2 separate regions of the Homo sapiens genome follow, and region 2 is linked to region 1. Evidence: chromatin contacts called from ENCODE Hi-C or POLR2A ChIA-PET data. All regions are on one chromosome and are shown on one strand. The core of a region is the stretch at or near the end of the contact, and the rest is flanking DNA. Distances in the headings are between cores, read along the strand shown.

Region 1 (3,935 bases), core at 809-3,308:
CACTGAGGCTGCAGCTGAAGTCAAGAAAGCATTGCAGAAAAAAATTGTATCCAAACTGTCAAGAACAGGGAGTAGTTGGTTTTATTTTATTTTATTTTATTTTATTTTATTATACTTTATGTTCTAGGGTACATGTGCACAAAGTGCAGGTTTGTTACATATGTATACATGTGCCATGTTGGTGGGCTGCACCCATTAACTCATCATTTAACATTAGGTATATCTCCTAATGCTATCCCTCCCCCTTCCCCCCACCCCAAAACAGGCCCTGGTGTGTGATGTTCCCCTTCCTGTGTCCAAGTGTTCTCATTGTTCAATTCCCACCTATAAGTGAGAACATGCAGTGTTTGGTTTTTTGTCCTTGCAATAGTTTGCTGAGAATGATGGTTTCCAGCTTCATCCGTGTCTCTACAAAGGACATGAACTCATCGTTTTTTATGGCTGCATAGTATTCCATGGTGTATATATGCCACATTTTCTTAATCCAGTCTATCATTGATGGACATTTGGATTGGTTCCAAGTCTTTGCTATTGTGAATAGTGCCACAATAAACATACATGTGCATGTGTCTTTATAGCAACATGATTTATAGTCCTTTGGGTATATACCCAGGAATGGGATGGCTGGGTCAAATGGTATTTCCAGTTCTAGATCCTTGAGGAGTCGCCACACTGTCTTCCACAATGGTTGAACTAGTTTACAGTCCCACCAACAGTGTAAAAGTGTTCCTATTTCTCCACATCCTCTCCAGCACCTGTTGTTTCCTGACTTTTTAATGATCACCATTCTAACTGGTGTGAGATGGTATCTCATTGTAGTTTTGATTTGCGTTTCTCTGATGGCCAGTGATGATGAGCACTTTTTCATGTGTCTGTTGGCTGCATAAATGTCTTATTTTGAGAAGTGTCCGTTTATATCCTTTGCCCACTTTTTGATGGGGTTGTTTGATTTTTTCTTATACATTTGTTTAAGTTCTTTATAGATTCTGGATATTAGCCCTTTGTCAGATGGGTAAATTGTACAAATTTTCTCCCATTCTTTAGGTTGCCTGTACACTTGATGGTAGTTTATTTTGCTGTGCAGAAGCTCTTTAGCTTAATGAGATCCCATTTGTCTATTTTGGCTTTTGTTGCCATTCCTTTTGGGGTTTTAGTCATGAAGTCCTTGCCCATGCCTATGTCCTGAATGGTATTGCCTAGGTTTTCTTCTAGGGTTTTTATGGCTTTAGGTCTAACATTTAAGTCTTTAATCCATCTTGAATTAATTTTTGTATAAGATGTAAGGAAGGGATCCAGTTTCAGCTTTCTACATATGGCTAGCCAGTTTTCCCAGCACCATTTATTAAAGAGGGAATCCTTTCCCCACTTCTTGTTTTTGTCAGGTTTGTCAAAGATCAGATGGTTGTAGATGTGTGGTATTATTTCTGAGGGCTCTGTTCTGCTTCATGGGTCTATATCTGTTTTGGTACCAGTACCATGCTGTTTTGGTTACTGTAGCCAAGTTCGTTTTAAAGATAATAATGAGGGTAGGGGAGAAGATACCAGAAAGACGACAAGGGCTGGGGCACCAGGGAAGGGAGGAAATGAAGCAAAAGATAGGCTGGAGAGGGAGATGAAATCTCAGAGGGCTCTTGTGGGTGAGGAGATGGAACGTGACATTTACACTTTAGAGAAGTCACTCTGTTTGCTGTGTGAAGCATTGATTGGAGTGTGCAAAACTGGAGACAGGGACACACTTGGTATTCCAGGACAGAGACGACAGAAACCTGAACTAAGTAGCAAAATGGAGGAGAAGTCGTTGTGAAACCGCCCAATGGGCTCACCTTACCCACTGCCTAAACAGAGCCGATTCCTCAAGACAGGGGAATCGCAATAAAGAAATAGCCATTCACGCAAAGCCGGCTGAGCGGGAGACCGGAGTTTTATTTTTACTCAAATCAGTCTCCCCGAACATTTGGGGATCAAAGTTTTTAAAGAGAATGTGGTGGGAGTGCAGGAGCAGTGAGTTGGAGAGTGCTGATTGGTTGGGTCGGAGGTGAAATTACGGCGCGTCCCTGTCTTCCTGCGCTGAGTCAGTTCCTGGGTGTGAGTCACAAGATCAGATGGGCCGGTTTCTCGATATGGGTGGTGCCAGTTGATCCATCAAGAGTAGAGTCTGCAAAACATCTCAGGCACTGATCTTGGGAGCAGTTTAGGGAAGGTCAGAATCTTGTGGCCTCCAACTACTTGACTCCTAAACCGTAATTTCTAATACTGTGGCTAACTTTAGTAGTCTAGTCTCCAGGCAAGAAGGGAGTTTGTTCTGGGAAAGGGCTGTTATTGTCATTTTTTAAAACTATAAACTAAGTTCCTCCCAAAGTTTTTTCAGCCTGCGCCCAGAAATGAACAAGGACAGCTTGGAGGTTAGAGGCAAGATGGAGTCGTTTAAGTTGGACCTCTTTCACTGTCTCAGTCATAATTTTGCAAAGGCGGTTTCAGTTGCAGACAAAAGGATCCGCAGGCTCCAGTGACTGTCTGCATGGCGGGAGAAAACACAAGGTAATCGCTCAGTGTCTGGCTGGAGTCCTGGGTAGATGGTGATATCATTCACCAAGAAGGGAAATAACAGAAGGAGCCCATGTTTGGGGGGAAAATTATATGTTCTGTTTTAACAACTTAGGCTATGGGTTGAATTCTGTCCCCTTGAAATTCATATGTTTAAGTCCCAACCCCCAGTACCTTAGAACATAACTTTATTTGGAGACAGGATCTTTACAGAGGTAAAGTTAAAGTAAAGTTAAGATAAAGGTAACGTTAAAATGTGGTTATTAGGGTAGGCCCTGATACTATATAATTGGTGTCCCTTACAAAAAGGGGAAATTTGGAGACCAAGATGCCCATAAAGGGAAGACGGTGTGAAGCGATAGAGACAGAGGACAATGATTTACAAGCCAAGGAGCAAACAGATTTGATATGCTTAGCAATTAGCATTTTCTAGAAATGTCCCCAAGGAAAAGCCTTATTGTTCTACGCAAATTGAACCAGACTTACCTGGCAATACAATAACAGTAGATGACATTTACTCTGTGCTTACTATACACAGATCATTTAATCCTAGCACTTTGGAAGGCTAAGGTAGGCGGATTACCTGAGGCTGGGAGTTCAAGACCAGCCTGGCCAACATGGTGAAACCCGGTCTCTACTAAAAATACAAAAATTAGCTGGGCGTGGTGGCAGGTGCCTGTAATCCCAGCTACTCGGGAGGCTGAGGCAGGGTAATAGCTTGAGCCCAGGAGGTGGAGGTTGCAGTGAGCTGAGATTGTGCCAATGCACTTCAGCCTGGCCTGGCCAACAGAGCGAGACTGTCTCAAAAAATAATAATAATAATAAATTAATTAATAATAAATAAATCTTCTCCAGAATCATGTGAGCTATTGTCCCCATTTTAGAGGAGGAAGCTAGCCCATAGCAGTTAAGCAACTAGCCCAAGGTCACATAGACTGGTATATACTGTGGTAAGTTCACACAACCAAGAGGAGATAACACTGAACCTCGATTTGGCTCTGGGGTTGCCTGTGTTGAATCTCTGGAGTCTACACCACACTGCCCAAAACTATGCTGTTTATGAGAAGGGAACTAACCCAACCTAAGGAACGCAGGAAAGCAGAAGGGAGTTTGATGAACTCAAGGAGGATGTGCAGGAAAGTCTAGGTCAGCAGAACTTCTGGAAAGTTCTAAGGAAAGGACATTAAGCAACATGTTACAGGCAGGACCAGCTTCATTTCTGGAATTGTTGGGATTTTACCAGGGTGACCGATTTATGCATACACACCTAGATTATCCAGAGTGCTATATAAAATCCCTTTAAAGAAGTCCATCTTTCCTATCTCATGCCAGTTATAGAAATTTCATATGGATCAAAGTGGTACCGGAAAGGGGTCCCAATCCAGACCCCA
Region 2 (3,935 bases), core at 968-3,467, 2.3 Mb before region 1:
TTGCAGTGAGCCAAGATCGTGCCATTGCACTCCAGCCTGGGCAAAAGGAGTGAAACCATGTCTCAAAAAAAAAGGCCAGGCGCAGTGGCTCATGCCTGTAATCCCAGCATTCTGGGAGGCTGAGGTGGGAGGATCACAAGGTCAGGAGATTGAGACCATCCTGGCTAACGCAGTAAAACCCCATCTCTACTAAAAATACAAAAAATTACAATTAGCTAGGCGTGGTGGTGGGCACCTGTAGTCCCAGCTACTCGGGAGGCTGAGGCAGGAGAATGGTGTGAACCTGGGAGGCGGAGCTTGCAGTGAGCAGAGAGCACGCCACTGCACTCCAGCCTGCGCAACAGAGCCAGACTCCGTCTTAAAACAAAACAAACAAAAAACAAAAAAACACCTTATCGCTCTGCACCCAGGGCCTGGCACTCTCCCCGGGGGAGGGCGGTGTGCTTCTGAACCTGCCAGCATTTTTTCTATCTATGATACACTTGCTGACAGAGGTCAAAGGGCTATCCTGGGTAAGCCCACACTGCTGGCTCAAGAGGCCCCAGGCAAATCAGCCCCAGGAAAATCTCGTCCATCAGCTTCTAGGCCAAGCCTCAGCCTGCTCTGTGTCATCAGTCTGGGAGGCAGGAAGACTGCAAAGGGTTCTCAGTTCACCATACGAACAAAAGACAAGACGAGACTCGCCAGGAATGTGTGGTTTGTCCCAGGCACTTTGTCCTGCATCCAGACCTCAAGCAGTCAGATAAAGCTGATTCTTTATTTTTGCACTTCTTTTAAAGCTCAGGCTCAGAGAGAGAGTCCCCAGCTCACAAGAGTCAGAAGCAGGATATAAACTCTGATCTACTCACTCCAGAGCTGCCCGCAAGAAGGACACCTGTCTCTACCCATCTCGGGAATGTGCCATGACCACAGCAGATGGCTGGACTACGTTTAGGAGACAGGATGCTGGAGAAAGGAAGTGTCAAGCAGTGGGCAGCACCCTTCAGACCTCCCCTGACACCAACCACCACCACCCCAATACTGAGGGCTCCATGGACAAAGGCCAGCTCGTTCTTGGGCCCAAACACCAGTTGCAGCTCCTGGATCCTGGGAAACGTGGGAGAGCACCAGTGACTGCTCCCTGGGCTCCACTGCTGTTCCATTCCCAAGGGCATCCTCCATCATCCTGGTGTCCAATTCCTAGGCAGACAGGCCCTCCCCTTGCTGAGGACCTCCAAAGCAGGGGCCAGGAGAGAGACGGTGCTGAGACATTTCTCACTGTAATTGCATTGGGACCAGATCCTTTCTCTCTCTGAGAGTTGGCAACAAGAACCCCCTGGGAGGAACAACAACTCAGCTTTCTAACAGGTAGCCTTCTTTTTTTTTTTTTTTTTTTTTTGAGATGGAGTCTCAGTCTGTCGCCCAACCTGGCATGATCTTGGCTCACTGCAACCTCTGCCTCAAGCAATTCTCTCACCTCAGCCTCTGGAGTAGCTAGGATTACAGGCGCACGTCACCATGCCTAGCTAATTTTTGTATTTTTAGTAGAGATGGGGTTTCATCATGTTGGCCAGGCTGGTCTCGAACTCCTGACCTCAACTGATCCACCCGCCTTGGCCTCCCAAAGTGCGGGTAGTACAGGTGTGAGCCACCGTGCCCGGCCACAGGTAGCCTCTCTAAAAGGCCTTTTTTTTTTTTTTTTTAATACAAACACTGAGATGTTGGCTTCAAAGTGGTCCCCTGAAAGGCTGTCCAGTTATTCTAGTGACTTCTCCAGAGCTCATTCAACTCTTCAGAAATTGCCTTCAGGGCAACCTTTGACCAAAATTGGTCAACCTGCTTGATTGTCCAAAGTATTCCCCAATACGGGTAGCCAAAGAACTTTCAGCTATTTCCAAAATCCAAATCCAGGTTCAAAAGACCAAGACCTGCCCCTCTGAGGCTGCTCCCGAGAACCCTGGGCATAGTCTGAGAAAGGGCTGCATGGCAGACATATCATTACTTTCTCAGTTGTGTTATTGGTCAGACACCTGCCTTTAGGGTCAAAGCTTGTGTGTGTTGGCTTCCTCTCTCCCTGACTCCCAACAAAGGCTCTGAACCATTCCCCAGATGTTGGCAGAGTGTGAGACACCCTCCTCTGACTTCCCTAGAAGCATGGCCCCCTGCCTCTTCTCCCTCCCAGCACAGAGCCCCTGTGCTGGGATCAGCCCAGGCTCCATTTGTTCCTCTAATGAGTCTTAAGTATTTGGCTTGGGCTCCTGCCAGTCCTACTCCTACAGAGAGGAGGGAGTGGGAAGAATGGGACAAAGCTCATGCCAGCTCAGTTCTGCTGGGCCCTGGGCAGACTGGCACAGGGGCTGCCTGGCCCAGACCCACCCAGGGGTGCAGCCAGGAACCCATTTGAGGCCCACAGCCTTTCTTTACCCTCCACTTCAGGGGCTTCCCACAGTGCAGATTCCTGGGCATACTTCCTGGGTTGGAATCCTGGGGTGAGGCTCAGGAATGTGCATTTTTAATAAGCACCTCAGGAGATTGTGATGCATAATGAAGATTAAAAACCAGTGTTCCAGAAAGTCAATGACAGGGATTCAGGCTGGCTGGTGAAATTGTGTATATGTGCATTTTTCTAGAGTCCACAGTTGTCAAATTCTCACATTAGGTCAATAGTCCCCATAACCCTTTAAAAGTTTTTTAAAAACAAGCCCGATGTGGTAGCTCACAGCCTATAATCCCAGCATTTTGGGAGGTAGAGACAGAAGGATAGCTTGAGGCCAGAAGTTCAAGACCAGCCTGGGCAACATAGCAAGACCCCATCTCTACAGATAATTTAAAAAAATAATAACTTAGCTGGGCATGGTGACACATACCTGTAGTCCCAGCTACTCAAGAGGCTGAGGCTCAAGGATCACTTGAACCCAGGAGCTTGAGGCTGCTGCAGTGAGCCATGATCATGCTACAGCACTCCAGCCTGGGTGACAGTGCAAGAGGCCATCTCTAAAAAAAATTAAAAATTAAAACAAAAGGCTAAGAAGCACTAGTAAATGAGATGATTCCTAAGTTCAGTTGTAGCTCTGACCTGCCACAACTTGGTGACCCTGTTCAGGCCCCCATCAGGGCAAGCCCCCAGGATGCTCTCCTTTTACCAAATCTCAGAGAAAGACAAGGCTGGCCTTGAAAAAGGCTGGCAAGTCTGGGGGAAACCAGGATGACATAGAACTAGGCTGAGGGACAATAGGATGGCAATGGCCATGGGCTTGGGTGAGAAATGACACAGGTTAGGGGAAATTCTAGAATACCTGGGCTGAAAGGACCCTTAGATATCAATGAAGGCAAACCTCTGGCAAGAGGGGTAAATTTTTACCAATGTCAGGTCCTCTCTCTCTGGCCACATAGCTAAACCTCATTTCTCACTCCCCTGCAGTTGGCGGAGGTAATGAGTTGAATTCTGCCCAGTGGAATGTGGATCTCTGCTATGGTCTGGATGTTTGTGTCTCCCCAAAATCCTAGCCCCTAAGGTGATAGGTTTAGGAAGTGGAGCCTTTTGGGAGGTAATTAGGTCATGAAGGTGGAACCCTCATGAATGGGATTAGTGTCCTTACAAAAGAGACCCCAGAGAGCTCCCTTGCCCTTTCCACCATATGACAGTGAGAAGGCACTATCTATGAACAGGATGGGTGATATGGTTTGGCTCTGTGTCCCCACCCAAATCTCATCTTGAATTGTACTCCCATAATTCCCACATGTTGTGAAAGGGACTCAGTGGGAAGTAATTGCATCATGGGGGCAGTTTCTCCCATACAGTTCTCGTGGTAGTGAATAAGTCTCACGAGATCTGATGGTTTGATAAGGAGAAACCCGCTTTGCTTGATTCTCATTCTCTTCTCTTGTCTGCACCATGTGAGACATGCCTTTCACCTTCTGCCATGATTGTGAAATCTCCCCAGCCACATGGAACT

Evidence for each region. A loop is a pair of places that touch in the nucleus more often than their neighbours do. ChIA-PET counts read pairs that join two places held with the same protein, here RNA polymerase II (POLR2A).
Region 2: a loop to region 1 is called in a map of endothelial cell of umbilical vein, with 8 times the contacts of the local background. The contact joins two enhancer-like sites. A Hi-C loop is called at or near these places in 1 of 168 maps with a recorded cell type or tissue (endothelial cell of umbilical vein). POLR2A ChIA-PET finds 5 or more read pairs at or near these places in 1 of 52 experiments (AG04450).

What each region holds. Positions count from the first base shown.
Region 1 is chr11:59,543,438-59,547,372 of GRCh38, forward strand. It overlaps LOC102723575 (a long non-coding RNA gene), which reads left to right. Exons shown (of 4, transcript XR_950136.2): 3 at 2,360-2,538. Among named protein-coding and RNA genes, the nearest start is that of TRV-TAC1-1, 5.3 kb to the right of the region's middle. RefSeq lists an enhancer at 1,601-2,800. Within about 2 kb of position 2,059, at least 2 of the 41 ENCODE cell types and tissues checked have a DNase peak (open chromatin) inside an H3K27ac peak, as active enhancers do.
Region 2 is chr11:57,292,579-57,296,513 of GRCh38, forward strand. No RefSeq gene overlaps it. Among named protein-coding and RNA genes, the nearest start is that of TNKS1BP1, 30 kb to the right of the region's middle. RefSeq lists a silencer at 3,803-3,935. Within about 2 kb of position 2,218, at least 13 of the 41 ENCODE cell types and tissues checked have a DNase peak (open chromatin) inside an H3K27ac peak, as active enhancers do.